2 separate regions of the Homo sapiens genome follow, and region 2 is linked to region 1. The links are chromatin contacts, found by Hi-C or POLR2A ChIA-PET in ENCODE. All regions are on one chromosome and are shown on one strand. Each heading gives the region's core, a stretch centred on a gene start or an enhancer-like site at or near the end of the contact. The rest is flanking DNA. Distances are from core to core; before and after follow the strand shown.

The links. A loop is a pair of places that touch in the nucleus more often than their neighbours do. ChIA-PET counts read pairs that join two places held with the same protein, here RNA polymerase II (POLR2A). Pooled maps may share reads with other maps.
Region 2: a map of psoas muscle shows a loop between it and region 1 (2.1-fold over the local background). The contact joins two enhancer-like sites. A Hi-C loop is called at or near these places in 1 of 168 maps with a recorded cell type or tissue (psoas muscle) and 1 of 50 pooled maps. POLR2A ChIA-PET finds 5 or more read pairs at or near these places in 1 of 52 experiments (HCT116).

What each region holds. Positions count from the first base shown.
Region 1 is chr1:236,621,863-236,625,588 of GRCh38, reverse strand. No RefSeq gene overlaps it. Among named protein-coding and RNA genes, the nearest start is that of HEATR1, 19 kb to the right of the region's middle. Within about 2 kb of position 1,753, at least 2 of the 41 ENCODE cell types and tissues checked have a DNase peak (open chromatin) inside an H3K27ac peak, as active enhancers do.
Region 2 is chr1:236,655,595-236,659,170 of GRCh38, reverse strand. No RefSeq gene overlaps it. Among named protein-coding and RNA genes, the nearest start is that of ACTN2, 29 kb to the left of the region's middle. Within about 2 kb of position 1,555, at least 2 of the 41 ENCODE cell types and tissues checked have a DNase peak (open chromatin) inside an H3K27ac peak, as active enhancers do.

The DNA.
Region 1 (3,726 bases), core at 504-3,003:
TATATTCTTCTTTTTGACTGGTCGTTCTCCTTAAATAAGATGTATTTTTCTTTGTTGGCTCCCTGAAGGCTCTGGTCTTATATTGAATTACCCAAGTTGGCAGTACTTTTCATGTAATGAAAGCTAAAGCTGTCTCTACTCCTGTGGTTGGCAGTGTAGAAGCAGGCAAGTTAACAATTCCAGTAAGGATCATGGACAAAGTCTTCTGTTCTGTTTCTTCTTACTTTCCTTGTCACAGGATCAGTAAACACTCGAGGCATTGTTAAACTTTATATTAGTTTTTTCTTTTGCTGTGTAACAATATTATCACAAACTTGCTGGCTTAAAACAACATAAACTTATTATTTCACAGTTTCTGAGGTTCAGGATTCCAGACACAACTAGACTGAGTCCTCTGTCTTAGGGCCTCACAAAATTGTGATCAAGATGTCATCTGGGCTGCAGGCTTTTCTGAGACTCGACTGGGGAAGGATCTGCTTCCGAGCTCATGTGGTTGTTAGTAGCATTTGTTTCTTTGTGGACCATTGGACTAAAGGCCTCTGTTTCTTGCTGGGTATTAGCTGAAGGAGTTCCTTAGGTCCTTGCCATATTAATCTTTCCAGAATCATTTGTTTTCTCAAAGCCAGCAAAGTAGAGTCTCCTGGAAAGATTGATGTTACAATCATATGTAATGTAATCACTTACATGTAATCACACATATTCTGTCATGCAGGCTGTATTCTGTGGATTGAATCAAGTCGCAGGTCCCACCTACACTCAAGGGAAGGGATTAAATCCAGGAGGCAGGGATTACGGAGGTCATTTTTAGAATCAATATGCCACAGTCTGCCCTGATTCCCAGTGATTCATGCCTCTCCCACATGAAAATATATTCACCCCTCTTAAGGTTCCTAAGAGTCTCATCCCACTGCAATGTGTGCTTGAATTCAGAATTTCAAAATCTAAATAAGATCCAGGTGCAGGTGAGGCTCTTTAGATCTGGTTCCTCTCCATCTGTGAGTCTATAAAACTAGAAGTTGGGGGAAAAAGAAATCAAGATCCACAAAAGTATGCCAGTTCATAAATACAGAATTAGCTAAATTCACTATCAAGCAAAAGCGCATGCATCCACAAAAAACATCCAAAATGCATGCATGCAGGTAGTCATGAGTGGCTATAAATTTCTAGGGAATTTTCAGCTCTACCTATCTAGAATTAAATCTACAATTGTTATACCTCATCTCTACCTTTGTAAATACTCATCAGTTATTCAACAAGCATCAGTAGTTACATTAAGCTTACTCTAATGTCCTATTTCCTTTTTCGGAGACAGGGTCTCACTCTGCCACCCAGGCTGGAGTGCAGTGGCATGATCATGGCTCACTGCAGCCTCAACCTCCTGGGTTCAAGCAATCCTCCCACCTCAGCCTCCCTAGTAAGCTGGGACTACAGGCACACATCACCAAGCCCAGCTAATTTTTGTTTTTTAGTTTTTATTTTGGTAGAGATGGGGTTTTGCTATGTTGCCCAGGCTGGTCTCAACTCCTGGGTTCAAGTGATCTGCCCACTTCAGCCTTTCAAAATGCCGGGTTTACAGGTATGAGTCACCATTGCCTGGCTTGATGTCCTGTTTTCATAATTCTCTATCAGTACTGCTTAGGGTTATCTTGAGCACTGTGTCTACTTAACAGTACATATGGTTAGTCATATCCATCAACATTCCTCAGAAGATTAGATTAAGTTCTGTTTCCCATGAGAGGCAAGTTATCTGGTCCCCACTCCCCACACCCAACATAGAATGGTGGTATAGATCTATTATAACAGCTATAAACATTCCCATTCAAAAGGAGCCAAAATAAAAGATATAAATAAGTGACTTGTGAGTAGAAATTCTGAAATCCAATCAAGCAAATATTGGGAGTTTCTTTTTTAGATTTCAAGGCTTGAGAATAATTCTTTGTAGCACTTGGCTCCACCCATCGGATTCTTGGTTCTACCCTCTGAGTCATCCTTTTTTCATGAAAGGTAACGTGTGTTTGCAACTGAATAGTTTTATTGGTCTGCTTCCTGCCAGTAGGATTTGGAAGGACTGACATCCTCCTCTCATTTCGTACTCTTTGTCCCTTCAAAGCTGGCAGTGTCTTGCTGAAATACTCTTTCCTCAAATACTTAGTGGGTTTCCTGTGAATTTTCCTGGTTTTCACTCTATCAGGCAAAGATCACATCCACAGACCTTGTCGAGACCTCAATTGTAGGTCCCTGATGAGAGGGCTGAAAGACAACACTCTTAAGCTGCCTGGAGGCTCTCAGTTTTGATGGAAAGGTTCCATGAGGCACATGCTTAATTTCTTGAAAGTCCTTTGTGTGACTGAATGCTTCTCTGATCCTCTGATCTTTCTGAGGTCTTAACAAAAGATGATACAGTAGCATCCTCAGCTTTATCTTCATACCTTACAGTCCTAACTGTTCTCAGAAGCCATTTCTTTATCTTAACATCTTTGCCATCTGGAAACGCTGAGAGTCTCCAAAATCATGAAGTCCTGGTTCCATTCTGTTTACCAAAATCATGAAGTCCTGGTTCCATTCTGTTTAATCATTCTTCCCTCAGTTTGTCTCTCTCCTCTCACATTTTGCTATAAGCAGCAAGAATAAGGCAGGAGACACCTTCAACATTTTGCTTGGAAATCTCATCAGCTAAATAACCAAGTTCATCAATTGCATGCTCTGCTTTTCACATAATTACTGGCAACAATTTTCTGCCACTTTGTGACATAGATTCCCCCTTCCTCCAGTTTCCAATACTATACTCATCACCTCCTTACTTCCTTTTGAGCCCTTACTAGCAGCATCCTTTGTGTCTAGATTTCTACTTACAAGGCAGGCTTTCCTTAGCATTCTCCTCAAAATACTTCCAGCCTCCATCCCCTGCTTGTTTGCAAAGCAAATAAGTGCAAGGGTCACTTTCCATTGTTAGTTTTTCGTTATGGAAGCACCCCACTTCTGGTACTGAAATCTGTTCTAGTTGTCCACTGCTGTGTAACAATATTACTACAAGTTTCATGGCTTAACACAACATGTATTTATTGTTTAATAGTTTCTGTGGGTCCAGGCACGGCTTAGCTGGGTCGTCAGCTTCAGGGTCTCATAAAGCTACAATAGGCATCAGCTAGAACTACAGGTTCAACTGAGAGAGGATCTGCTTCCAAGCTCTTGTGGTTGTTGACAGCATTCAGTTCTCTGTGGGCTGTTGGACTGAGGGTCACAGTATCTTTCTAGCTGGAGGCTGAAGAATGCTTCCAAACAGTAGCTTGTTTTCTTGAAGCCAGCAAGGGAGAAAGACTCTGTGCAAGATGGATATTACATGCTTATGTAATATAATCCCATATATATAATCCCATACATCCTGTCACCTTTGCCATAATCTATTGGTTAGAAGCAAATCACAGGTCCCACATACACTCAAGAGGAGGGGATTCGATAAAGGCATGGAAATCAGCACAGAGGTTATGGGGTCTGCCTTACAGTCCATCTGTCACAGTTTCTTCTTAGCATCTTGAGGTCAGGGAAACTAGACCCACTCATGCATTCAAAGTCAACTTACATAGGAGGATGTGTACATTTTAGCAATGCATGTTCCACCCAGGTTCCTCTGCCTTATGGTCTCAAAAAAGAGTACCATGATGTTATTGGCCTCCATGCTCCTTCCTGGCACACAGAGACAACCAAAACTTAGAGAGAGCAAAGGCT
Region 2 (3,576 bases), core at 306-2,805, 34 kb before region 1:
AAAAAAAAAAGAAAAGGAAAGAAAAGGAAAAGAAAAGAAAACTCTGGCCAAGAGAGAGAGTGAACAAACCTTATTCACGGCTGTTTCATGGGTGCACAGCCTGCGTAGTCCTACAGTCTCAGACCTCACCCTCAAGGGTCCTGTGCTTGATTTAGTGCTCGGCTGTTACCAACAACCTGAAATTCTTAATGTTTGAACAAGATACCCCCACATTTTCATTTTGCATTGGACCCCCTAAATTATGTAGCGGATTCCATTCATGGTTTTGGTTTTTCAAATGCACAAAGGTCATTTTAGAAAGGCACCTGAAAAACTCCTAAAAACCTTCAAGCTACTTCTACACCCAAAGAAACAGATTTATATAGAAATTGTTCTTTTGGTTACCTGCATCTTGCCCGTCTGCTAATCTACCCAGAAGAGGCTGGTGTGCCCATGTGGCCAAACCCTAGGCCGACACAGGGCAGAGTGAGATCTGGTCTCATCTGTCCTCTCTGAGAACCTCTCCTCCATCTCTTGCCTTCTTTCAAAGTTCCAAAGCCACTTTTACATTTCTAGGAATTGGTATAGGAGCACCCCCCTTCTTGATAGCAAATACTGTCTTAGTCAGCTTTAACAAATCACCACAGTCTGGATTGCTTAAACAACAGAAACGTATTTCTCACAGTTGTGGAGACTGGGCAGTCCAAGATCAAGGTGCCGGCTGATTTTGTGTCTGACGCCGCCCAGGCTGAAGTGTGAGTGGTGTAATCAGAGCTCACTATAACCTTGAACTCCTAGGCTCAACTGATCCTCCCACCTCAGCCTGTCTAGTAGGCAGGGCTGTAAGTGTGCACCACCATGCCTGGCTAATTTTTTAATTTTTTGTTGAGACAGGATCTTGCTACGTTGCCCAGCCTGGTCTTGAACTTCTGCCCTCAAGCAATCCTCCCACCCTGGCTTCCCAAAGTGCTGGGAACACAGGCATGAGCCTCTCCAGGATTGCTAGCAGGAACACCTGCCTTTCAAAAGAAGAATACCTCCAGGGAGAAAGCAATCTTGTTGTATAAATATACATGATTTTTTGAGGGTGGAGGACTTCACCCTTTGAATTATAGTGTGTACAGAATTGTCTGCCTGGCCTGTCTCTCAGACTGGGCTGCTACATAATCTTACCCTTAAGAGGAGAGGCTGGGCACGGTGGCTCACATCTGTAATCCCAACACTTTGGGAGACCGAGACGGGCAGATCACTGAAAGTTGGGAGTTGGAGACCAGCCTGGTCAACATGGTGAAACCCTGTCTCTACTGAAAATACAAAAATCATCTGGGCATGGTGACAGGCACCTGTAATCCCAGCTACTTGGGAGGCTGAGGCAGGAGAATTGCTTGAACCTGAAAGGCAGAGGTTGCATTGTGCCAAGATCGCACCACTGCGCTCCAGCCTGGGAGACCAAGCAAGGCTCCATCTCAAAAAAAAAAAAAAAAAAAAAAAAAAAAAGGAGAGATATTTTAGGTGCCTAACCTGAAAGCACACCCAAGCACGACTCCAACTACACGGCCAAGCTGACCGCACATAGTCAAGGCTAAGGCTGCTCACCAGCGAAATGAAGACATCCGTATCTTTTTTTAGGATGGGAATTCCTACCCTGGCACACCTCTTGGACTTGTTTTCCTTTTGGTCAGAGCTGATAATGGCACTTGGGTTTTATATAGTCCTGTAGTTGTCAGTGTCAACAGCACGGGGAATTACAAAGCTAAAATCCATTTATTTTGCTTCCCTGGGGTAGACAAGCTTTGCCAAGAGGACATAAGGAATGGGAGACTGAAAGAGCCATTGCCAAAATTAAGATGTTATCGCATTGACCAAGAAAGAGTCTCTTGGTCTGGAAATGGCAGCTAGGGCTCACAAGGACGTACTTGCTAAGGGTGGCGTGATTCCACTAGTGTTTAGGATGCCAGTCGCAGTAAGGATCGCGTGGCATGATGCTGATGTTAGCAGACTGGAGATGAAGGGAACTAGTTAGCTAATACCACTCTAAAAACACCAAGAAATGTAGCCCTCTTTCCTCTCAAGGGTCATATCCCCCCAGCCCCACTGTTTGCATAAAAGGAGACTTTGCGCAAATTACAAATGAGATCCCCTTCCTCAGGACACTTTGAAGCCATAAGCCAGAAAATTGTCATCATCTCCACATAAATTTCTTTTTGTTGTTGGCTTTTTTTTTTTTTTTTTTGATAGAGAAGTCTCACTATGTCACCATGGCTTGTCTCAAGCTCCTGGGCTCAAGAGATCCTCCTGCCTTGGCCTCCCAAAGTGCTGGGATTACAAGCATGAGCCACCATGCCCAGCCTCCATATACATTTCTGATGCCCCTGAAGTGAATGGTGTTCCCTGGAGTCATGCCGGCACAACTTACCCTGCCTGTTGGGTCCAAGGTGAGAGAGATGTTAGGAACATCTGTCTATTGGCTACCACCTCCTTGGGGAGTAGCAGCTACAAATCAGTGTCAAGAACTAATATTGATTGCTTGTTTACCCTGGTATGGCTGTGGAGTAAGAACTCAAAAGAGTGAAGAGTTGCTGCTAATCACTGCATCTCTGGATGATTGTGGAATCCTACCTGCCTCCGGTGGGAATCGAATTCATCCCATGCAGACTGGACTTTCCCAAGGAGCAGCTCCAGCCACATCATTTGCATTCAATTCCCTTGTCAAAACCAAGACAGTTTGACTAAAAGGATAACTCTATTTAACAGATGATGCTATATAAAATCACAACTATAAATAGAAACATAAAAAAGCAAACAGAAAACCTACCAAAGCATGAGTTTCTTGGGTTTTGTTTTTTGTTTTTTAGGCAGAGTTTTGCTCTCGTTGCCCAGGCTGGAGTGCAATGGCACGACCTCGGCTCTCTGCAACCTCCGCCTCCCAGGTTCAAGTGATTCTCCTGCCTCAGCCTCCCAAGTAGCCGGGATTACAAGCATCCACAACCACTGCTTGGCTAATTTTTATATTTTTAGTAGAGATGGGGTTTCACCATGTTGACCAGGCTGGTCTTGAACTCCTGACCTCAGGTGATTCAACCACCTCAGCCTCCCAAAGCACTGGGATTATAGGCGTGAGCCACAATGCCCAGCCAAGTTTCTTGTTTTTATTATTTATTTATTTTGAAGAGATGGGTCTCACTATGTTGGCCAGGGTGGTCTTGAACTCCTGGCCCCAAGCAATCATCCTGCCTCAGCCTCCCAAAGTGATGAGATTACAGGCATGAGCCACTACGCACGGCCTCTTGTTTTTACTTATTTGCTAAACTTTTACTCATTTTGTCTATGGCCAACTCAAGTTTGCAAATCCTTTACAAAATTATGGAAAAAAATAGTTAAAAGTTGAGTAAACCCAACCCATTAAAAGATTTTTTCCTGGCTGTTAAGAAACAATCTTTTTTCTTTGAATTTATGAGCAGAACACCTAAGTTCACCACGCGGAGCTACGGAGTTTATCTAAGAGCATAGCATGAAAACCACATCAGAATGTGGATCCTGCCTGATATTTGTGGGGCATCTGAGACACTTTCCAGAAGAAGGTGACCAAAGATAGAA